Regions from separate parts of the Homo sapiens genome. Here regions 1 and 3 are each linked to region 2. A link is a loop called in an ENCODE intact Hi-C map of the cell type or tissue named here. Cell type or tissue: ascending aorta. All regions are shown on one strand. Region 1 holds the start of LGALSL (galectin like). Region 2 holds the start of LOC105374769 (a long non-coding RNA gene). Region 3 overlaps LGALSL-DT (LGALSL divergent transcript).

Region 1 (8,000 bases), 120 kb after region 2:
TCAACGTCTTCTAACACATCAGACAGCCCCCCACAAAAAAGGGTTTCCTAGCCTAAAATGTCACTACTGTGAGGAGAAACCCTGCTTTAGAAAATGTGTATATACACACCGATAGAAAATGAGTGGTCTGTAAGTTCAAGTTGGGCCTTGGGATCATGGCCCATAGGAGGCCTCAGATGGCAGGCATGGTGGAAGGGATGGAGGCACGTGCCTCTCTGGACCAAGGCACAGACGAAAGGCAGCCTCTGGGAGCAGGGGTTCAGTTCAGCTGGTTGCCACACCAGAGAGAAGAGTGGGATTAGAATTCAGGCCACAAACAGAGCTGCAGTGTGGTCTTCGAAGACTTGTTGTTGTAGTTCTGCAGCAGTTGCTGCTATGCATATGCTTAGGGATATGCCACCTCCTTCAGAAAGTGGCCTTAATCCTCCAAATGGGAGTGAATCTCCCCACATCAGTGCTCAGGCTGTGGGTCTGAGGCCTTTATTATCTTACCCACTAATACATCCTGCCATTATGTCCCAGAGTAGACGGTAAGTTTCCTGAGGATGAGACTCATGCATTTTCACCTATCTCCATAGTACCACGGCATGTAGCAATACTGATAAAATAGTTGCTGAATTGTCATCAATATTTATTCTTCCTCCCAATATTAGAAATTCCATGTGCATACATTTGAACAAAACATATAAAATGTTAAGGTAAAAAGGAAGTAATCTACTATTTTCTTCTGGAAAAATCATTTAGCAAAGCCCATCTTCAAAGATTTGTTTGTACTTTTTTTCAAAGCTAATAATCTGTTTGACTGCCTTCCCCACTTCTTTAACGTTTTTAGTAGTTTCCAGTGGTAACATGGTTCATCTTGAAATTTAACTACTGCATTTCATAAATGGGTCCCAATTTGGTTAATGTTTTTACACACAAATACCTATAATCAAAGCATGGAGCAAATTTTGCCTATTCTTTGCTATACAACTCAAAAAAGAATTTTTTAAGCTCTATAATTCATTAGTTTGCTAATGGCTTTTCCCCATAAGAGATAGTTTGACCCTGCTCAACTTTTAGTTACAGCAAAAAAACTCATTCAGGCTTTCTCTCTGCTCTTCATATTCAAAATAAACCATTCTATAGACTGAGAAGGAATCAAGCACTTTTGGAATAAAAGGCAATTTTCCATGATAAAACATTCTGAGCACGTTTAGTACCTTCCTATTCTTTACATTCCTAAAATGTAAGAAACTCATCTCCAGCAATCCAAATATCTTAAACTCCACTTACAAAACAAATCAAAGGGTTATTCTTCGCCCTACAAAAGCACTTATCAAAAGATTCAACCCAAGATTATTTTCATTCAGCAGCACCTACTCTCAAACCCATTTCAATTTAGATAGTATTTACACAGCTTTTCATGAACCAGAGCTTTCTAAGAGCTAAGAGGGAATGATGAATGAGTTCTGCCCCTTAATTCTGCAAGTGAGGAAACTGAGGCTCAGAAGACCATATGAACTCTCCAAGCTGCAGGATAACAGCTGGGACTTATCAAGGGCCCAGGGCTTCTCACATCTTCACCACTTCCACCATGTCAAGGCCACCATCACGTCTTGTTTGGAATGCTATAGGAATCTCCTAGGTCCCATTTTTACCCTCCCTCCTATCATCCACCCTCTCTCCAAAGGCCACTCCATACAGCAGCATGTGGATGAATCTACAATAGAAGGCAAACTATGTCCCTCCTTTGCTCAGAAACTTTTAATATCTTCCTATTTCCCCATGTAAAAGCCAATCCTCAACCACAGTGTAGAAGGGCTATCCATTTCTAGCTACACATCTCCTCAGTCACTGCCCCCAGCCCCAGTACTTGGGGACTTTGCCCTTGCAGTTCCCTGTGCCAGCAAACTCTTCCTCCAGATGTCCACATGACTCACCCCCCTCCTTCAGGGGTCTTCTCAAATGTCACTTTACCAGAGGTGGCTTCCCTGACCATCCTGTATAAATAGCATCACCCTACCTCCTATCTCTCTCTCTACTGGCTTTTTAATTATTTTTATTATTATTGAGACAGGTTCTCACTCTGTCACCCAAGCTGCAGTAGAGTGGTGAGATCACAGCTCACTGCAGCCTTGACCTCCTGGCTTCAAGTGATCCTCCCACCTCAGCCTCCCAAGTAGCTGGGACTACAGGTGCACACCACCACACCCAGCTAATTTTTTTTTTTATTTTTGTAGAGACAGAGTCTCTCTGTGTTGCCCAGGCCTGTCTCAAACTCTTGGCCTCAAGTGATCCTCTTGCCTCAGCCTCCTATATTGCTGGGATTATAGGCATGAGCCACCGCACCTGGCCTTATTACTTTTTCCTAACACTTTTGTCACCCGACATATTTTGTTTATTGATTTCCTTTGCCCACTAGAATGTAAGCTCAGCAAAAAAGTAGCCTGCTGGATCCCCAGTGCCTGGTATACAGCAGGCACTCAGTATTTTGGTATAATAAGTGCTTACTATGTCCCCAATACTGTTTTAAGGAAGGTATTTACTTAATCTTCCCAATAACCTGAGATAGGCATTATTATCATCATTGTCATCTCTGAGTCACAGATGAAGAAACTAAGGCACAGAGAAGTTTAGTAATTTTTCCAAGATCACACAGCTAGTGAATAGTAGAGCCAGGATTTGAACGCGAGACACCGGCTCTTTAACCACCATCACATGTAGTGTCACCCTTATTGTGTCACTCAGTTAATGATAAAGAACTACTGCACTTTAATGCTTCTTCTCTATACCAGACTCTCAGAAATTGATACATACTAAAGTATGCTTTCAAATGTCAATCATTTCCTATAAGTGCCTAACATTTTAAAGTAATAAAGTGTGATTTTGAGCTAAGACTGGTAAACAAAGTGTGCTGCAGCCACAAGCGTACTGCGCTTTAGCCTCTATCTAGTTCAAGAACCACTTCCAGAGGATATGAGTGAGGCTTACAGGCGTGTGCAGGTAATTCTCCCTGCTCAACTGAGATTACCATCATTAGCTCTGGTCCATAAAGGGAAAACTAAGACACAAAAGCCACATTGATGTTCTAGGCCACACAGCCAATTGCAGTGACTAGAAGAAAGAAGCCTCCCCGGGCGGCGAAGGTTGCAGTGAGCTGAGATCGCGCCACTGCACTCCAGCCTGGGCCACAGAGGGAGACTCCGTCTCAATTTAAAAAAAAAAAAAAAAAAAAAAAAAGGAGCCTCTGAGGGGCCCTCTGGGACTGCAGTAGGTCACACATGCTCCCTGCTTATTAGCATAGAACGCCCCGGTGATTCATGCAATGGAATGTTTCAGCCAAGGATGTCACCTAATAGAGGATATGTTGATACAGCTTTATCTGAGAAGTTACATAATCGTCCTAGTGTGGAAATGCCATAAAGGAATTTCTGGCTTGAATAAAAGAGGTGTGTATCCCCTGGGAAGTACTCCACAAAGGGTATGAGGAGATTTTCAGTGAGAAGCTGACTACCCCAGACTGGGCAAGTGACTTGTTAAAAACAGGGCTCAATGGAGGCTCTCTGAGGACAGTGACTGCGCCCACTTTGATTTGGTAAGGCTTTGACTCCTGCTCGAGAGAGTCCAGGGACCCCTAGACCTGCCTGTCCTTCCACAGGGAAGAGCGACCTTTCTGTATCTAGCCTCCTGGGATAGAAAGGTCCCTACCTTGAGTCCTCTCTGCTTCGTTCTTTCAGGTCACACATTTATTTCTGCAAGCCTTCAGACCTTCCATTCTCTTTCTGCCCTAGAGAGCAGAATGAATCCTTCCCCCGATTTTGTTGGAATTCTCTGAAAGAAATCCTGCCAAGTCTCCCACTCTGGAATACCACCCCCAGCACCCAATCTTCCCTCGACCTCGCCTCCCATCGCCCCACCAGCGCCCAGGACGTGGCAGGAGGAAGGAGGCTGGAGGGAGGGGCGCGGGTGGCACGAGCACCTGTCACCTGACCGGCTCGGGCCCTCACTTCTCCAGCCCCGGCCCTGCCCACCCTCTGGCCGGTGAGAGCCGACAGGGCCCCCGCCCTCCCGGACCCGGACAGGCCCGTCCCTCCCGCCCCGGCCTCCGCCACCGTCCAATGGCCGAGGGGCAGGGCCCGCTGAGCAAGCCGCGGCAGCCCCGCCGGGTCCCCGCCCTGTTCCCGGTTCCCGAGCCGGGCCCCGGAGGCCTTTAAATGCTGCCCAGGGCCGACGCGGCACGGCCCTCGCCACTTTTCTTGGTCGGGCAGCGGCAGCGGCAGCGGCAGCAAGCAGCCCCGTCGGCCCGGGTCCGGGGCCGTTCTGGGCCGCGGCAAGCACCTTCGCCCTCCCAGCTCGCGCTGCCTCCCTCCCCTCCCCTCCTCCCAGGCTCTGCCTGCCAGGTCGGCGCCGGGCCCCGGGCGCGCGCGCGCGCGCCCCCTCGTGTGTGCGCGCGCCCGCCGCCAGCTCGGACCCGCGCCCCCGCCCCCGCCCCGCGCAGGACAGCCCCGGGATCCCCGCCCGCGCGCCGCGTCCCACGTACCCCGCCGCGCCGGGCAAGAAGATGGCGGGATCAGTGGCCGACAGCGATGCCGTGGTGGTGAGTGTGGCAGGGCGCGCGCGAGGCGCCCCTCCCCGCCGTCCCGCACTCCGCCGCCGCCTGCTCCAGCAGTGCTGGGGTGCTGAGCAGCCGCAGGCCCGGCCGGCGCCCGGCGCGTGGGAAGGCGCCCGGTACCTGTTAGCAGCCGCTGGCTGCGCGCGGCCGGTGTTAGGGGCTGGAGAGGCTCCCGGGCTGCGGGGCTCTGGGCTGGGGAGGGAGTTTGGGGAGGATGGCGGGTAGGGACGCCCGACAGCCCCCTCTGTGCCGTGCAACCGCCAGCCAGGTGTGCGCGTGGGTGAGTGTGTCCGGGGCGCGCGCCCCGCCACCGCCCCCGACGTACCGGGGATTCCCCCTTGGAAATGGGTCGGCGCCCGGGGCTCCCGAGAGAAGTTGAGCACGGCCGCTGCACTTCAGTCACGTCCCGAAGGACAGGCCTGGCCCACCGCGCTTCCAGAAGCGTTTACGGTTGGAGAGGGGCCTGCCCTCCTCCGGCGTGGGGCTCTGGCTCTTCGGTGGACCTCGACCTTGATTTTGATCTGGATCTGAAGGGTCTGCGGATCTTCAGAGGCTTAACTACCGGGTGGAAAGGATGGGTTTTGTTCGGGGGTGATGAGATTATCTAAGAGACGGTGAAGAGGCATCATCTGCAGACACTGTGTGCATGTGGAAGGCTGCTGGATTCCACCACATCTGTGTGGGTTCTTCCTCCAGCCCCCCAAAAAAGAGCCCATGGAAAGCCAATCTGTGTACTTCTATTTTTAGAAACTAGATGATGGCCATTTAAACAACTCTTTGAGCTCTCCAGTTCAAGCGGACGTGTACTTCCCACGACTGGTAAATGATTTTGCTCTGTGTCTCTGCCTGTACCTTCCTCCTTTCTCATTGCTTTTTAAAATTTTATTCATTTGTTTATTGCATTTTCCAGTGGGTCAGGCCTTCAGGGTCTGAGGTCTTGGCTTTTCCCTAACAGGCTGTAAAATTCATTTTTCTTCTCCCACCCTTTTCAGATAGTTCCATTTTGTGGGCACATTAAAGGTGGCATGAGACCAGGCAAGAAGGTGTTAGTGATGGGCATCGTAGACCTCAACCCAGAGAGGTAAGGCAGAGTCTTTGTCAGGACAGAACTATCAGGCTGTGGCTGAGCCCTGCCCACTTCTGTTGTGGTTTAGCACTCCTCTTCCTCTCCTTGTGGACAGTGTTGCTAGTTGCCAGTGCCAAGAAAGTACCATGTTCCCATGAAACGAATATGTATGAATCCCAGCCATCATTTCTCCAGACAGCTATTTATATCAGAGATTATAAATATAGGCCCACATTTTCTCTTTGACCCTTAGGGAGGCCAGAGGATTTTTTTTTTTTTTTTTAATGGTTTTGAAACATGGTGCCAGGAGCAAGAACTATCAAGATGAATAAGAACCCAACTTAACATTATTTCCCCTGGTCAATTTCTGTGGCTGTTTTTGAGAATTCCGAAGTGGAATTCTCTAATTTTAGTCATTTTCAACACCAAAGTTTTCACCAGAGCTTGCTTTAGGTAACAAAATAAGCTGGTTTGACTTACTTCTCCATAATCTAACCTCTCTTGAAGAGTAGTGGCCTCTTAAAAATGGACAAACCCAGAGGAGGAAGAAGAAATATAAGCACTTGGGTCATTTTGAAATGTTTTTATATCCAACCCTTAATCAGTGGGATGATTTTCTTTTCAGCTTTGCAATCAGCTTGACCTGTGGGGACTCAGAAGACCCTCCTGCCGATGTGGCAATCGAACTCAAAGCTGTGTTCACAGATCGGCAGCTACTCAGAAATTCTTGTATATCTGGGGAGAGGGGTGAAGAACAGTCAGCAATCCCTTACTTTCCATTCATTCCAGACCAGCCATTCAGGGTGAGTACCTCGAGTGCCTCGGCTCCAGCCACTGGCAGGCTGATAATGTTCGACTTACCTAGTGTGTGCCAAGAACACTTGAAGCAGCCAGAATTTCTGCATGTCCAGGAAATTTGTCACCCAATGGTGAAAAAAAAAGATCAAAAGAGCTCTGTTTGCTGATATAAATTAACACTTGCCATAGTATCTTCTTAGTTCTATTCAGGTCATACATTTAAATAGACCCATATTTACATGTCCAAATTGTTAAGAATAAGTAACTTTTCTATGTAGTACCCAACATATAGTAGATACCTACCCCCAAATATCTGATTGATTAATCAATACTAAGTACCCACTTATTAAATATTAATATTAATAAGGTTGAGAGCTAATAAGTAGCTCTTTTATTTGTATGACATTTTAAAGAATATGATGATGATCATTTCATTTTCTCTTGTTCCCTTTGCTAATGAGGCCATGTTCGTGTCCTTGTTTCCCCCTCTGGATTAATTAGCCTCAGTCTATTTCATGGTTACAGGCTGTGTGGCTGACAAATTCCTTCCCTTGGGGCTGGATGAATAAAGATTTGCTCCCCACTATCTTCTGGGCAGGAAGCACAATCCAAACTTTTCATCCAATCAAGCAGCATTAGCAGCCCCTTCCTCTATGAAAGGCAATGCCAAATAAGAGATGCAGGTAGTGGCACAGTGGCTTGTGCCTATAATCCCACCACTTTGGGAGGCTGAGGCAAGAGGATTGCTTGAGCAAAGGAGTTCAAGACCAGCCTAGGAAACACAGCAAAAACCCTGCCTTTAAAAAAAAAAAAATTAGCCTGCCATGGTGTCACACACCTGTAGTCCTAGCTACTTGGGAGGCTGAGACGGGAGGATTGCTTGAGCCCAGGAATTCAAGGCTGCAGTGAGCTATGTGTGCATCACTGCACTCCAGCCTGGGTGACAGAGCAAGGCTCTGTCAAAAAAAAAAAAAATAAAGGGAAATGCAAGTAGTAATGGTGTTAAAAAGGGGTCAGACCTAGTGATGAATTGTCATTACACCTTAACATTACATCACAATAATGACAACTCAGTTAAAAGCTCCATGTTACATGTGAGCCCAATAAAACACAACTACACTTAACTGGTTACCCTTCATCTAGAAATTTTCAAGTGCCTCATGAAGAAGTAATTCTTTCACTTCTCTTCTTACATTCTGGGGAAAATAAGAATCCATGATTTTTGCATTGGTGGTAGAATTGAGATAGTTGCACTTCTAGTTATAGTCTCTGGAAGGCACCCTTGACCCATTATCTCTCCTCATCCCCTTCTCTAGAATGGTGATGTCCCCTTGGGCTCCTCTTGGCTAGGATAGTTTCTTAGTGATGAACCTTAATGCATAGCTCATGAATGTGAGTAACCACAGCTTCTGACTGCCAGGAGGAATATAATGCTCCCAACAGCAAAACTGAAGTGAAATAGGCCCTTCTTGGTGATAAAATTTAGTAATATAAAATAAATGTGACTAGTATCACATATGGAGCCTCCTTACATGGTGAATG
Region 2 (8,000 bases):
TCTGGGCGTCATGCATCTTTGGACCCCCAGGGCTGAGTGCTGCATCAAGGAGTCTGAAGTTCTTTAAGGTCCCAGTGAATGGAACGGAATCTGCCCCAGCTGGTAGCGTGTCCCCGGCTGCACTAAATGAGATTCTGTGGGGTACGGGGAAAGGCATGAGAACTTTAGGCCCCTGAGGTCAGGGAGACACAGCCAAATAGCTCAGATACAAAGTGTCTTGGCAGGCACAGAGGGGTGTAGCAGTGAGGTGAGTGGGCGGGGAGGGGGTGCATTTTTTGCTAGTGTGCCCAGTTTTGTTGACAAAAACGGTAGCATCTGAGCAGGACCTTGACCAGCTGGTGGGATGCAGGGTGAGTGATATGCGCAAGATGTGGTCCTGGGCCAGCACCATCAGCATCGTCTGGGAACTTGTTAGAAAGGCAGAGTCTTGGCCAGGCGTGGTGGCTCACGCCTGTAATCCCAGCTCTTTGGGAAGCCGAGGCGGGCGGATCACAAGGTCAGGAGATCGCGACCATCCTGGCTAACGTGGTGAAACCCCATCTCTACTAAAATACAAAAAATTAGCCAAGTGTGGTGGCATGTGCCTGTAGTCCCAGCTACTCAGGAGGCTGAGGCAGGGGAATCGCTTGAACCCGGGAGGCAGAGGTTGCAGTGAGCCGAGATCGGCCCAGTGCACTCCAGCCTGGCAACATGGGACCAGGCGGGCAAGGCAGGCAGGCATCTGATTGCAGGATCCCCAATACCAGATTTTAGAATCATGTCATTTTTCCATACCACTGAGAAGCTCCTGAAAGTTTTTGAAGAAGAGTGAGTCATTCATTTATTCACTCAGCTAATATTTATCAAGCACCTACCACGTGCCAGGCCCTACACTGGGCACCAAGATCCAACAGTCAACGTGCCCACATTAGCTAAGGGCAACTTTTAAGCAAGGGCTTATTCAGAGACAAGATTGCTATTGTCTGTGTTTTCCATCTGATTTGCGAATGGAACATACACCTGCTGTGCTCTCCAGAAACAACTCTGCTGCTTGTCTCTGACAGAAGCGCTTCAGTTGAGCATTTATGGAAGTTTCTAACAGTGGTGATGTGAATGGATGACAGAAAGCAGGCGCGTGCGCACACGCAGTTTTCAAAGGCTGGGGGCCAGTGGGAGAACGCATTTTCTTTCAGGTCTGTGCTGCCTGCCAGGGAGCTGCTGTTCTCGTGCGGCATCTTAAGATGGCCCTGGCAGCCTTTGGCTTTTGCCTTGTGAGGGTCAATGGGCTTCAGGTGTTTCTGTGTTGATCTAACAGTTTCAGGAAGCCGTGGGCTGGGAGGGTGGGGGTGAGCGAGGGGAGGAGTGGGGAAGGGAAGGAGGAAGGCTGTGGGTAGCTTCTCTTCTGTTCTCACATGACAGCTCTGATGAAATTAGAGTGTGATCTCAAAGACAAGCTGGTCTTTTCATCTGAATTAAATGAAATAGGCCAATATGCTCTTCTAGAAGATCAAACATACCCAGGACAATGTTCAATCCTCTTTCTTTGTCCCACTTTGGGACAAAAACCAAACTGGGGAAAAGAACGGGGAGGCTGGAGCGCCTGCTGGGGCCCCTTCTCTGCCCACACGGCTCCTCTTGGGTTCTGGGCAGGCTGAGCTTAGCGGGCATTGCCCTCTGCTGGGGCATATCAGGAGAAATGAGCTAAGGCCAGGGGTGGTCCTATCAGGTGGCAGAGGACAGGATTTGGACGAGTCGCAGGGCTATTACTGATGGAGATTTAGCACTCTGGCCTCTGAGAAAACAGCCAGGTTTCTGATCTGCCCAAGCCCTCTGTCTCTCCTGTCAGGGGCCTTCTCAGCACCCCCTAAACATTCCAATTCCTCTCCTACTCCAGTCTATTCCCTTCTTTCTCTGAATGGTCCATAGCTTATCCCAGGTCTGTGGGCAGAGGGGAAAGAAACAGAAGGGAGAGCTGAGAAATCTCTCCCGCCCAGCACAGTCGGTATCACAAGCTCTGTGTCCGGTTTCCTTGTCCTATATTTGGTAACACGACAGTGGCCTTTCTGACTGATGCGAGCCCCTGTTCTCTTCACTCCCTGGGGATTGCTGATAGGAGGCCAGCATTTCAGTAGGCAGCGCATCATCAGCCCTACCACGGATCTTATTTTAAACTAATTACATTACTGAAGGGTGGGTAGGAGGGAGGAGAAGGGGTAATTATAACCGGGGAATTTTTTTTTAAAGGCCTAGTTTCAAAAATCTCAGACTTAATTTAGTAAATTTCAATTACAGAGAGTTACTAAGCTGAAGATCATTTGCATTACATCCTTAATTACTACTTCATTTGTATCTGAGATCATCAATAGAGATTCTTGGGAATGTGTACTTGGAATAAGTGATTGATCCTAATGAGGCCTTTGTTCCTCCCAAGCCTCACTTAGGAAGCTATTTCTTCCCTCTTGCAGAGGCACAGAGTTTGCCAAGCCAGGTGGAGACACCCTAAACTAGAAATGGAGCCTGAGGTTTTCAAACTGGTTTTGCCAGAGGCTGCAAGACTCTAAGCTCTGTCCTGATGTTCCCCAACAGGCATTAATTGCTCTCCCCTGAATGCATTAGCACTGCCAGACTATTACGGATGATTAGCCTCCGTGCCCAGCTACAAACGTCCATCTTTCTTAGTTGGTAGCAGAGGAAATAGCCTTTTAGGACCTTCTCCTTGCACAGGATGGATGCCGTCCTGGACCTTCCTGCTTCTGCGTTTCCCGCCACCTTTAAAGAAAGTGCATCCAGCAGTCCTGGCCACTGGGTCTTTATTGGAAAAGCTGTTTTCCAAGATGATTTAACTCTGAAAAAAAAAATGAAAAGCCCACAAGAACTGAAGACCCTGTGTGCGTGTGTGTGAGTCTGTATTAAGACCCCTTTTATAGGAGACAGACTCCTTTTGGGGAAGAGGGAGAGGTAGGGAAAGGACGAAGTGAGTAAAGGCACTCTCAGCTAAATCCTGCATGCCCATAGTTCCTTCATTGTATGGTACCTCACACCCTTACAGGGCTTTACCGAGCGCTTGTTCATCTGTTAGCTTACAGGTAAGAGAATCATTGTCCTCATTCTCTGAGTGAAGAAACTGATGCTCACAGTAGTTAAGTGACTTTGCCCAAAATTACTGAGCTGAGGAGTGACAGAATGGGGACTGAAGTCCCAGTCTCTTAATTCTGTGCTCCTCGGATACCCCCAAACCACCTCCATGGTCTTCCAGCAGCCTGAACATTTATCCATTTATGGAGGTCAGGGTGTGGGTCCCACTGCAGCCTGCTGCCCCATTTAAACTTTATTTCTGAATCTGTACATTTAAGCAAACCACTTTGTTTCAGAGGCATCCAGAGAGTAGCCTTACTTAACCTTCTTCTGGAGGTGTGTCTATTTGGTGGAGAATGGTGGAGGGGCCTGGAGGGAAGGAAAGGGAGGAGCCAGTAGGGAATTTTCACAGTTTTCCACCAGATGAGGCCAAAGCCCAGAAGTCAGACAAATCCACGATTCTCCTGGCATTCTACAGAGTTGCCAACTCCCTGCCCTGCTCTTTGCTCTCATTATTCCTCTGGGGTGGTTTCCAAGGGTGGAGAAGTGTAGGCTGAGGAAATGTCTGTGTTGAGGGAGGGCAGATGCTGTGAGGAGGGAGGTGTTTACACCAAGCATCGAGCCAGGCCTTGGAGTCACAGGGACAGGCCCAGAGCAGGAAGTGTCCTCCAAGCTAGAAGTCCTCTAGTTCAGAGGTTCTTTGTCTCCTCAAGAACCTCCTGGAACCTCCTGGACATTGTAGCATCCTCTGCAATAGCCACTACCCCTAGCAGTGCAGATGGAGTACTGTAGTGAAATGAACAAATTTTTTGGAGCTCAATAACTCTGGGTTCAAATCCCACTTCTGCTTATGAGCTGAAAGATCTTGAGTAAGTCCTGTAACCTCCCTAAAGATCAGTTGAGATTACCAATATCCACTGCCTTGGCTGTTCTGAGGTTGAAATGAATCACGTTAAACAAATAGCAAATGGTGGCTTTAATTAGTAGAGGGTTAGAGGGCAGCCAGACAGTGGCAGGACAAAAAAGGAGGGCTGCTTGTCCTGTAGGCAGTAGCAAGGAGCGGGAGTGGATTCCACAGTGAAGCAGCTTCCAAGGGCTTTTTGTAAGCAGCCCCTATGCTGGCTCTGGGAGAGCTCTGAGAAACTAGTTTGAAAAGCATAGAAGTCATAAAATAGCACCAGTATTTTTTTTCTAGTGTGAGCAAAAATATTCATGCAGACAAATCCAAGCCAATCTTCTGGGACTAAGACTCTAAATATTACTTGTGAGTCACCCCAGCTTCCTTCCAAGAGAAAGACTCCCCCATCCCCTCACCCAACACCCCCGTCCGTGACACATTAAGATTGTAGCTTTTCAGCTTCTTCCACCAAACTCTCAGTCCCTCATCGTGGGCATGAGGACAGCCCTGTGTGCAGAAAACGTGTTTCTCCATTTCGGTCTCTCTCTTGGTTAAAGCCAATTTCCAAAAAAACCAAAACCACCTTATCAGAGCAAGACCCATGTCAAGCTCCGCAGCAGGCACTAGGTGGCGCTAGATCCCATGTTATTAAGGCAACTCTAAAGCTGCGCCCTTTTCTGGAAAAATGTTTCTGTTGTGAGATCCTCTCTTTCCCAGAGACCTGAGACCACCTCAGTTTATACCACAAGCTTAAAGCGCCACCAGAAGATCGCATACTATCTCAGGAGCCCCAGCTTTGCTGCTAACCTAGTCCTTTTCAGGGTGTGGCTGTGGAAGGAGTTTCTAGACCTGAGGCTGGAGACCCCAAGTCCTTTGCTGAACTGTAAATAATATTAGGAACAAGTAGTCCATTTCAACTTCTGCTCTGCCCTGAGGCGCAGGAAGGAAAACAACTTTTTCCCTTAGGAGGAGGTGAGGAAAAAAAAGAGGCAGATCCTAGAAGCTCCTTTGTGAGAGCAGCCAAGCATCTTCCCTGCCCTCTCCCGCAGAATGGAGGCCCACCCCGACCTCAGGTCATTTCCTTCCATGGCCAGCCCCCTCTCAGGGTGAAACATGATCCTCAGTGCCCCTCTGGAGGTAAGCTGTAGGTTCTTTTTTTCTCCAGGGATCTGAGCTGAGGTTGCCCTGAAATGCCTGTTTAATTTCATTGCCGAGAGCACACCTTCTCATTATTTCGAGAGCTGTGACCCCAAAGCACTTATGAACAATAGCAGCAACTGGCAGTTATAAGCTATTTACAGTTTTCTAAGCGTTATGAGCACTCTTGATGCCTGGAGAGGCAGGTGAGTTGCATTTTCTGTTTGCAGATACAGTGACTGACACCCCAGGGTCTCATTGGAACTGCTGGCACTGATGTTGTCTCTTGGAAATGATGATGATCATTGTTGCTTATTATAATTTTCACTGTTATGTTCCCTTTGATGTGTAAGAGGCCAAACAGAACACAAGCTTTTGGTTAATGGGTTTCCTGTTGGCTGAGTCTATCTGGGCTGAATGTGGAGAACCACTGAAAGGAGGTGAATGCCCTGAGCAGACCTTTACCTTCTTGGCCATGTGAGAGTTTACTGCAGTAGGAAGCTGGGCTCCGCAGAGTAAAGGGCAGGTGTGTGGGGAAGCCTTCCTTGCCCCTTCCACCGTGTGAAGACATAGGGAGACGATGGCCATCTATGAACCAGGAGGCAGGCCCTCCCAAGGCCTGTTGCTGGCACTTTGATCTTGGACTTCCAGCCTCTAGAACTGTGAGAAAAGAGTGCCTGCTGTTTAAGCCACCCAGTCTGTGCTATTTTTGTTAGAGCAGTCCGAATGGACTAAGACAGAAATTGGCATGCCTCTGTGACGTCGCAGAGACATTTAAGCCCTCAAAGAGGCCAGCCCCCTCTCAGGGTTTTTCTGGAAAAATGTTTCTGTTGTGAGATCCTCTCTTTCCCAGAGACCTGAGACTAAATGGTGCAATATAGTTGAGGCAACACAGTATATATAAATAAAAAGAAAATGAATGACTCAGAGAAGTTCTAGCAAGAGTCCAGAAACCCAATATCCTAGCTTGGCCGTGCAGAGGTTCCCTGTAGGGCAAAGAGTGGGGAAGGAGTTGGTGGGGCTGGGAAGAGGGGGAGGAAAGGCCCTGTTAGGTGTATTCCTGTTAGGAATACCTGGTGGCCTTTGCTGGGCTTTACTTTCTGCATAAGAAGTGGTTTTCCCCAAGCTGACGTCCAGGCTCTAGATGTCCAGCTGGGGTGTAATCAAAGGCTTTGGGCACCAAGTGCCTGGCTGATGTTTTGCACCTACCGGATACTCTTAAGTCCAAAGTTGCCAGGCACTGACTGCCTTGAGCATTGTTGAGATTACCACGGAGACAGCCTGTTCCATGGCCCATGAAGTCAGAGAGAGGTCACCTAGGAACCGGTGGGCTTCACCTTCTAGCTCACATCCCCACAAGTTTCTGCTCCTCGGGTCCTCAGAGGCTTGGATGAAGTTCAGGCCCATCACCCCCACCCCATCACAAACTCTCCCCCTTCCCTTCCACCACACTTTGGGAAAGTACTTCTCTTCCCTCATATTTGCTTGAAGAGCTTTTCTTTTAAAAATAAACACAATTATCGTTTTATAGGAAATGAACATACATGTAGAAATCCAACAAAAGGATTTATAGTAAAAAATAGGTCTCCTTCCCACCCCTGTCCCCCAGCACCCAGGTTCTCTTCCAAGAGGTACCCTCTAATACTCCTTGTTGACAGAAAGAGCCAAACTCTGTAAAATATTTGCAAAGATTTATTCTGAGCCAAATATGAGTGACCATGGCCCATGACACAGCCCTCAGGAGGGCCTGAGAACATGTGCCCAAGGTGGTCAGGGCACAGCTTGGTTTTATACATTTTAGGGAGACGTGAGACTTCAATCAAATACAGTTAAGAAATACATTGGTTTGCTCCAGAAAGGTGGGACAACTTGTAGGTGGGGGAGAGGTGGGGGCTTCCAGCTTATAGGTAGATTTTAAAGTTTTCTGGTTGACAATTGGTTGAGTTTATCTAAAGACCTGGGACCAATAGAAAGGAAATGTTTAGGTTAAGATAAAGGATGGTGGTGACCAAGTTTTATTGTTCTGAAGAAGCTTTCAGCAGACTTCAGAGAGAGCAGGTTGTAAAATGTTTCTTATCCCACTTAAAAGGTTACCTGGCTCTTAGTTGAGTATCTCCTGGGTCTGGAAAGAAAGAGGAAAAAGGAGGGGAGGGGAAGGGAAATCTCCATAGAATCTCTATAGATTCTCCATAGATTTTTCCCACAAGAGACAACCTTGCCAGGCAATTTCAAGATATGGCAAGAAAATATATTTGGGGTTTAAATATTTATATTTCCTTCCTTATTTGTTATGTGATGTTATGCCAGAGCCAGGTTGGAAAGCAGACCACCTTATATAGGGGGGTTAAATAAAAATCCTTCTACGCAGTGCACGGTGGCTCACGCCTGTAATCTCAGCACTTTGGGAGGCTGAGGTGGGTGGATCACTTGAGGTCAGGGGTTCCAGACCAGCCTGGCCAACATGGTGAAACCCTGTCTCTACTAAAAATACAAAAATTAGCCAGGTGTGGTGGCACACACCTGTAATCCCAGTTACTTGGGAGGCTGAGGCACAGAATCGCTGGAACCTGGGAGGTGGAGGTTGCAGTGAGCCAAGATCACAGAACTGCACTCCAGCCTGGGCAACAGAGCGAGACTCTGTCTCAAAAAAACAAAAACAAACAAACAAAAAACCCTCTGATGAGACTGTATGGTTTGTAGGGTGTGACTCCCGAGGCCCCTTAGGTAGGAATTTGGGGAAGATAAAAAAAAAGTCAGAGTTTAGATCTCCCTCTTCTTTCCCTGCCCACCCAAGCCTCTTCTGTCCATTCTTTTCTTGTTTCCAGAATTTTGTTTTTTAACAAAATGGATCCTGTTACTCCTTATTGTCCTCAGGACATGCAAAATGCAAACTCCTTAGGCCAGAATACAA
Region 3 (8,000 bases), 72 kb after region 2:
TGGAGATGGATGGTGGTGATAGTTGCAAAACAGTGTCAATGTACTTAATGCCACTGAACTGTACACTTAAAATGGTTAAAATGGGACATTTTATGCTATGTATATTTTACAATAGTTGAAGAAGAAAGAAGAGGAGGAGCAAGAGGAGGAGGAAGAGGAGGAGGAAGTGGAGGAGGAGAAGGAGCTGTGACTTCTCCATATCTGCCAGTTGGAGGTGGAGAACTTTTAGGCCATAGGATGAAAGAACCACACAAGGGAAATAGCCTGTGCCCCTCAATCACCACATGACAAAAGACCCTCACTGACTAGGAATCTGACATTGGAATCTTATTTGAGTGATAAATAGACTTCCAATGTGTTAAGTCATTGAAATTGGGATTCAATCTGTTGCAGCAGCTAATAGAACCCTAACACGACCCACAGCTGATATTCACAGCTGATGTGGGAGAATGGCTACCGGTGCAGCAGGGTCCCCTGTGAAAGAGATAGGGGGTAGTTTCAGAAATGGGCATGGTTTGAGACAGAGAAGACATTTCTGCTGAGGGCCCAGCTTCAAGTTCAGCAGTTCTCAAAAATTAAGTCACAACCCTTTGTCTGCAAGGTGGCTTCCAAGGACTTTGTTTCTAAGGTAACTCAGAGGAGCTTACCTCCTTGAAAGACATGTCACCCATTCTGGGTTAGGAACTGGGTGTGGGCTTGGGGTATGGAAGGTAGGGGAAGAAGGAGACTGTGGTCCTCAGTCTGTGAGGGGTAGGCATGAGATCAGTCCCCACATGCTCTCATAGGCAGATCATGCCCTGGGTAAGTGGCTCTGCCATTCCATTTGAGTGGCAGCTCCTTAGCTGAGCATAGCATTGAAAGAAGGCAGGGATTGCCGTGTCTTGTGCTGAAAGGACAATTGTCAGTAGGATATATACCATGGCTGCTAGCTGTGACCAGAGCTAGCCACAAACTCCATGATCAGCAGCAAAGGAAGTCCCAGCATCAGGAGTGTAGAGGAGGTGAGAGTGACCAGGACAAGCTCTGGGGCTCAAATGGGGCTGTGGAATTTCAACTGCAGCTACAGTGTGTGGAAGGACTTTCCTGGCTGTCCAAGCCCCAGTCCCTCTGCCTCTGGCAGCGGTCTGGGACCCCCTGGGCATGGCAGGGGCTGAGGAGCCCCACAGCCTCCAGGCATGCATCTGAGATGGTTCCAGTAGCCCAGGAGACAAGGACTGACCCTTGGCTTTCTCATAAGCATCCTGGTAACCTGGACTTCTTGGGCTCATCACAGGGAAATGACCCTGGGAAAGAGAGAAAGCCATTCTTGCCAGAGGGGAGATGAGGCTAGAGCCAAACTCACAGGACACATAAAAGAGATGCAGCCTCACTTCATCTCTCAATTTTGCAAAGAATTCACCGTTTTAATGAATTAGAGCAATTCAAGGTCACCCTATAATAACAATGCTCTTACTTACATGCATTCTTTCTTTCCTCCTAAGCTAGAGAGGAAGAGGTGAAGTTAGGGTTTGGGAGCTGGGAATTGCAAACAAATTTGACAGTTGTGGCCAAATCTCGCAATGTGCATAGGGGTGAGTCATGTAGGTAAAGGTCATGTGAGTTACATTAAAATACAAGTTGAAAATGATTGGTTTTATAGGTTTTTATCAGAGATTTAATGTTTATTAAATGTATGAATGTTTCCCTGTCCCTTATAGTGTAAGATCTCCAGAATTCTCCCACAGTGGCCATTAACACTGCTGTGGGTTCTTACCTCTCTTTAGCTTGTCCCTGGCATTCACCCTGTAATGTGACACCAGGTTCTGAGGCCTCCAGAGATGACAGACTGCAGAACATTCAAAGAAAAAGTAAAACACAGACCCTGCCTCTCTTTGCATCCCGTCTCTTGGAGTTTCCTGGAGTCAGTCCTCCATCTTCCTACAAGGTGGTGTCTGTTTCTTTCTCTCACTCTGGATTAATGTTTGCGTTTTCCTTCACCAAAGCCCCAAGGGGAGACATAGCACCTTGCCCAGGGTCTGAGCCCTATTTACAGAAAGCTGTTTTCGCTTTCCTGACATTTTTCACAGTCTCTTATGCATCCTCAGCCTGGGCCTTGTACAAATACTAGCTGATAAACATCTGATGCCAGTCTTTGAAATGGTCCAAGGCCACCTGGGTCCTGCTACCACTTCCTGGGGTTGATCCCAGGATTAGGGCTGAGCAACAGCCCCTCCCGGCCACCTGATCTGGGCAGGGCCCTGCTAGGAAGGGGAGGTCTGGCTCTGGCTATTGAAGGCTGACTCAGGGCAGCCAAGCCAGGATTCCAGCTCCCACAGCATGAGGAGTCCTCTCCTCTCCCCTCTGCTCTCTTGCCAGGATGATACACCCCTGTCTCCCACTGTCAGCGCTCACCTGCATGGGAAGCACTCGCTGGGTCACGAGACTATTTTCCCATTTCCTTCAGCACCAGTGGCTGTGGTGACTTGAGGTCATTTAGAGACCTGCCAGCTCAGTCTCCTCTGTCCTTCTTGCTCTCTTGCTGCCTCTGGGAAGGGCTGAGCTATTCCTGACACCTGGAGTAGGACAACAGCACGAGGAATCCACGCAGAGCTGAATATAAGCAAGCTGGGCTCCTCATGCATGACAAAATGCAAGCTCATGAACCCTCTACGTGCCTGGAAAGGCCACTGTCCCCAGGATGTCTCCATATTCTCCATTTGGGGGTGGGGAGGCTTATGTTCTCACCTCTGGCTCCTAGTTTCTGCTTCCACTGAGTTCTTTCAGTTTGAGTCACTTTGCCATCCCGTGTACACTGTCCTGGGTCTGCACTCAGATGTGGAACTCAGACCTTTGCCTTGATTTCCACAGAAAACAAACCAAACACCCGTCTAAGACTTCTGTTTAGGCAGCAGACTCTGTCAAGGGCTGCTCAGCCAAGAGGATTTACACTGCAGCAGAACAAACAACTTCAAGTGGGGTTTTTGATCTTTAATGATCCTCTTTGAGGCCACTCCCAGCTCCAGAGATTTCCCAGGGATCAGACCATGCCCTGTTGCTAACGAAGCTCATGTTTTCACAGGTTGATGAACGGCCTATACTGGAACAACTACTGGGGGGCTTGGGGGGTCTGCTCTGTGTGTGTGTGTGTGTGTGTGTGTATAAGAGAAGGAGATGGTGGGTTTTATTTGTTGGCTTGTTTCTACTTTGTTTTGTTTGGAGACTTGGTTGTAAGTGAACCTTTACATTTGGAGATAGGTGTCCTGCTCTTTGCAGTGCCCACTCACCAGAGTAACCTCTTAGACCCCATCCACAAAATCCAAAGAGTTGAAAAGAACACAAATGCTGTCCAGCTCAGGAGTCTTCAAGTATTTTGCTTGCATTGCATGTCCCCTAAAATAATGTTGGAACATTATATATCCCCTTTGACAGTTTTTTTTTCCTCCTCTACTCTGAAGGGATGCCTTAAAATTTTTGTGTTGGTATTTTAAATCTCATTTTGAGTTTAAATAGCTGAAAAATGTTACATTTTACTGTAAATTTGAAATCTTTTAACATTTTAACAGTTAAACATTTTGGAATAACTATAAGCCACTATTTAAATGTATCAAAATAGAATTGGAATGTTTTAGCAATTTAATATGTTCCATTTTTTTAAAAAAAATCACGAACAAGCTCTTCTTTAACAGTCAGAAATTTTACATTATTCCTTTTTTCTCCTTGAGTTTGTATTTCCACTCCTCTTTCCCTAAAGAACTTTATCCTGATATAATATACATTTATGATCAAAGTCATTTATTAATCGCCTTATCATTTCTCTTAAAATGTATACAAATTCAATTTTTTTTCCTTTTCTGTGACCATAAAGCTCTAAAGCTACGTTGTCCAATACTGATATTATGGAACACTCATTAGTTTCTCCTTCATCTTTGTTAAAATAATTGGATAGTGTTAGATTTGTAAAAGGATTAATAATCTAATTATTAGCATAATTCACTCCTTCAGCTCAAATCAATACTTTAACATTATCTCTTTGGACCCTCCACCAGCAATGAATAAGAGTTCCTATAGCAGCAAAGATGATCCACCCTTCTTGGGGAGGCTTGTGTAGAAGGTGGCTTTAAAAAACATTCATTTTCCCCATTTCCTCCTCCCTAATATGGGTTTTGCATCTGGGCTTCCAGGGTATCCCAGATTCATAACCTACTTCCTGAGATGTGGGGGTTCCTTTGGCTCTGGAGTGGGGGCCAAGGTGAGAGAGGTTCTAAAGTCAAAACTGTTGTGAAATGCCACAAAGCCACTGGGGACAGCTGTGAGTTGAGGTTCTGGAAAGGAGAATGAGTCACTGCAGTTATTGTTAGTCTGTGTATCCACTTCGGTCTCATTTGGAAAATGTGGAATGACTTGCCCCCCCTCAATAAGGCCCCTCACATTACCAACCATGATTCTTGGGCTCTCAATGCAATAGAAATTCACACAAGGCCCAAAGAGTTTTTCCAAACAAGGCTTCACTGGAGCTTATGCCTGGACATAAAAGAGGCAGCGAGAGAGAGAGAGAGAGAGACAGAGACAGAGACAGAGAGAGAATTCCCTGACTTACTCCCCCAAAAGAGCCCTGCTTTTTTATTAGGCAAAGCGCAGGAATTAACATGGGGCATGAGGTATACAGGGTGGGCTGGGCAAAGCACCTGAGGGTAGGGGATGAGGGTCAGCATATCTGGTTGCCACGGTTATCTTGAGTAATGGACCACCTGATGCTCTGGTCAGTGGCAACAAGGCGGTAACTCAATTGTTAGCATTCCTTCCCGAAGTGGGACACTTCACAACCTTGTTATCTCCAAAGGCCAGTGCCTGAAATTTGTAAAGTAAAAGGCATGGTTGCACATTATGGTATCAGCGAGGCAGTAGTGTGGGTTTTGTGATCACTAAGAATGCTCCAGCAGGGGTGAGCTGAAGCCGAGCCGCCATCTCCACTGTCTCATTTGGTCCTCCCTTAGAGCTCTCCCTCCCCGAGTTCACCTGCCTGATCAGCCAGAGCAGATTTCCTGCACATCTAGGTTCTTTACACCCTCTAGCCTACAAAGCACGAAGAGGCCCCTATTGGCCCTCTGGCTCTAATGGACTGAGAAGGAGCTTAGCAGGAGAAAAAGTGAGTTTCCCAGCCCCATCCTAGGAGAGAGTCTAGAAGGCTTGTTCTTCCTCAGAAATGTGAACAGTAGAGATGATTTTTCTATCTCATTATTCCAAAGAATTCTCAGGCAGTGACCATGAATAGCTTATAATTCTCTGTCTTTAAAAACGAAAACACACACCCCTGGGAATAATTGCGCCCACAGGAAGTAGGCTGGCCCGAGTGCACACAGCCAGGAAGAATAAGAACCCTCCATGTTTACTTCAGAGCAAGGTTTTTAGCAGGGAAAATGTTGCTAGGTTGTGTCTACTCCCTCCAGTGCCCTCTTCCCTCCTCCCTCCCCACAAATCCCCCACTTCCGTCACATATTGGCAGGAACTTGCTGTTCCTTGGCCAGCTGGGAGGCCTGCCAGAGCCCTTCCATTTTCCGGAGGGCTTCTCTTCTATTTCTAAACAGAGTTGTTTGAAACCGGATGCTACACAGAGCCAATCTCCTCACCCTTCAAACCCCCTCCCTGACCCCTGACCCTGTGAAGCAGGCCCCTCCTCCCTTTATTGTTCTTGACTCTGGGCCTGTCCCTGTAACCAAAGCCAATGAGTTGGGGGCAGGGGCCGGCACAGGCTGCAGGCCAAGGGGGAAAGCTGCCAGAGGAAATTTCACAGGGTAAAGAGGCTCCCAGAAGAGCCACGTTGTCCCTCAGCCCCTCCCATTTCCCTCTCCCTCTGCCCTGCTGTCCTGGAGGGCACAAGAATGAGACCAGCCCATCGAGGAAGTCCCTCACTTGAGCAGGGCCAGACTTAGGCCATCACAGAACACAGGGAGAGATTTCTAGTTGGAAAAACAACCAAAGGACTGTCTATGCCCTTCATTCATTTAGCTGTAATAGATGGCTCTTTTAACAGGTGTCCATTCATTCATACTGTCACTCATTCATTTTCTATTCAACAAGGTGAGGTAGGAGGTGGCACTCAACTCCAGAGGCATGGCTTGGACACTTGGACACGGGACCAGATTGAGGACTAGCTAAAACGGCCCCAGAGAAAGCCGCTTTCAATCAGACACGCCCACTAGTGTGCCGGGTCAATTCACCGTTGCCATAGCAACATGTGGGCGTTACCACCCTTTTCCATGGCAATGACCCAATGACCCAAAAGTTACTATCCCTTCCCTAGAAATTGCTGCATAAACTGTTCCTTTATCTGCATGCAATTAAAGTGCGTGTAAATATGACTGCAGAATGGCCCTGAACGGCTACTCTCTCCCTACACAGTAGTCCTGCTCTACAGGAGCAGTCATGGAACTGTAACACCTCTTGAACCCGGGAGGCGGAGGTTGCAGTGAGCTGAGATTGCACCACTGCACTCCAGCCTGGGCAACAGAGCGAGACTCCATCTCAAATAATAATAATAATAGTAAAATAATGATAATAATAATAAAGCTGTTTTCTTCTGTCTCCAGCTTGCCCTTGAATTCTTCACTGGGCAAAGCCAAGAACCCAGTGGGCTAAGCTCCACTTTGGAGCTTGCCTGCCCTGCGTCAAAGGCATCCACTGTACCTGCTATTGTTCATCACAGCCATTGGGCTATGACAGTAGATAAAACAGGCCAAAATACCTGCCCTCCTGGGTTTTGTACCGATGGATGTTAGAAATTTCATACAAGGGAAGAAGGAATAGGAAGTCCTTGGAAATATGATAATAAAGAGAGTAGTCAATGACAATAGCCGTTGACCCTGTTGCAATCTTAAAGGGATATGCCGGGTCACCAGGCCCGAAGCCAGATCTGACAGTCAGGAAGACCAGAAACCAGCCAAGAGTCTAATGGCTAACAGAAGTGGCAAATCAGAAACATGGCTTTGGATTTCCTGCTGCAACAGATGTGTAGAGGGGAAGCAGATGGGCTCTGCTCAGGTTTGGGAGGCAGGGCATTCTGGAGGTTTCCCTCAGGCTGGCCTCCATGCCTGCTGCCACTGTCTTGGCTGCACCATCATAACCACACATCATCCACAGCAACGGGGGAGGACCCAAAAACAAACAACCTTGGCCTTCCTCAAGAGCTGTGGTGATGTTCAAGTCATTGCAAAAAAATTTCATTTTCCTCAGTGAACTAGTCCTCACGTGTGGGGGAGGCTTTGTCACTGGTCCTGATTATTGCTTCTTGGGCAATACCTCCAACATTTTGCTTTCAGTTTCTCTGCTTCCAGCGTATCTGTCCCATGCTAGCGATCTATAATTCATTCAAACATACACTAGGTAGCAACCATGTGTCAGGCCCTGCACAGGGTGCTGAAAATGCCCTTCTGGAGGAGAGAGACACGAGTGGTGCCTTGAGGGCTGTCATGAGAGAGGCAGGCATGCCATGAACAGCACACACCTGGGCTGAGCTCTTGTGGAGGGATAGTGAGCCAGGAGCTCTGCGGGCAGCCGGGAAGGAGGGCACTCCTGACTCAGCCTTGGGTCCTTGAGAATTCGCTTGGCATTTTTTGGTAGGTTGCACTGTGCTAGGCACTGCCATTTCAAGAAGGCATAGCTTAGCTCAGAAGGGACAGTGAACGTTCATTTGAGATGAATGAATAGAACTTTCCAAGGCAGGCAGGCAACTATGGAGAAGAAGTGGGGGAGGCGTGCAGTCAGAGTGAGCAGCCTCTGTAGAGCTGAGAGCTGGGAAAGGGCAGGGTTCATGGGAAGGCCAGGGAGTGGTGCTCATGATGGGAGCCTGAGGGTGGGGGAAGGGAGGTGGCTGATTGGAGGGAAGCTTGGTGCTGGAGGGTGGAGAGGACAGAGGGCATGGAGGCCATGCCAAGGAAAGTTTGGACTTTATCCTATAGTAAGCAAGAAGGAACTATGGAAGGCTTTTAAGGCTGGGCATGATATGATCAGATCTGGGAGCTACA

The links. Hi-C counts contacts between places; a loop is a spot of excess contacts. Peaks named below come from ENCODE experiments on the same cell type or tissue, not always from the same donor. Only the 100,000 strongest peaks of a DNase experiment are listed, where the experiment ranks them.
Region 1: a loop joins it to region 2, with 4 times the contacts of the local background. A loop is called at or near these places in 13 of 110 quality-filtered maps.
Region 3: it touches region 2 in a loop (4-fold over the local background); 18 of 110 quality-filtered maps call a loop at or near these places.

Annotation. Positions count from the first base shown.
Region 1 is chr2:64,450,003-64,458,002 of GRCh38, forward strand. It overlaps LGALSL (galectin like), which reads left to right and starts at 4,160. Exons shown (of 5, transcript NM_014181.3): 1 at 4,160-4,579; 2 at 5,342-5,413; 3 at 5,587-5,675; 4 at 6,286-6,463. The coding sequence starts at 4,544. LGALSL-DT (LGALSL divergent transcript) reads right to left here and starts at 4,876. Exons shown (of 3, transcript XR_002959392.2): 1 at 4,523-4,876. RefSeq lists silencers at 3,917-4,336, 4,347-4,416, 4,507-4,806. In ascending aorta, no CTCF peak of the experiment used is centred here; DNase peaks (open chromatin) are centred at 3,279, 4,049, 4,609, 4,879 and 1 weaker place; H3K4me3 peaks cover 3,361 bases; H3K27ac peaks cover 4,080 bases.
Region 2 is chr2:64,326,471-64,334,470 of GRCh38, forward strand. LOC105374769 (a long non-coding RNA gene) reads right to left here and starts at 6,309. Exons shown (of 3, transcript NR_187908.1): 1 at 6,163-6,309; 2 at 5,555-5,749; 3 at 4,011-4,197. RefSeq lists enhancers at 1-69, 1,409-1,568. In ascending aorta, CTCF peaks have their summits at 1,648 (motif pointing left), 3,449, 3,658 and 4,573 (motif pointing right); DNase peaks (open chromatin) are centred at 1,656, 3,604, 4,130 and 4,561; H3K4me3 peaks cover 1,923 bases; H3K27ac peaks cover 5,574 bases.
Region 3 is chr2:64,398,760-64,406,759 of GRCh38, forward strand. The region is part of intron 1 of LGALSL-DT (LGALSL divergent transcript); the gene reads right to left. Among named protein-coding and RNA genes, the nearest start is that of LGALSL, 51 kb to the right of the region's middle. RefSeq lists an enhancer at 5,424-5,933. In ascending aorta, a CTCF peak has its summit at 4,280; DNase peaks (open chromatin) are centred at 4,272, 5,562, 6,172 and 6,962; H3K4me3 peaks cover 959 bases; H3K27ac peaks cover 3,078 bases.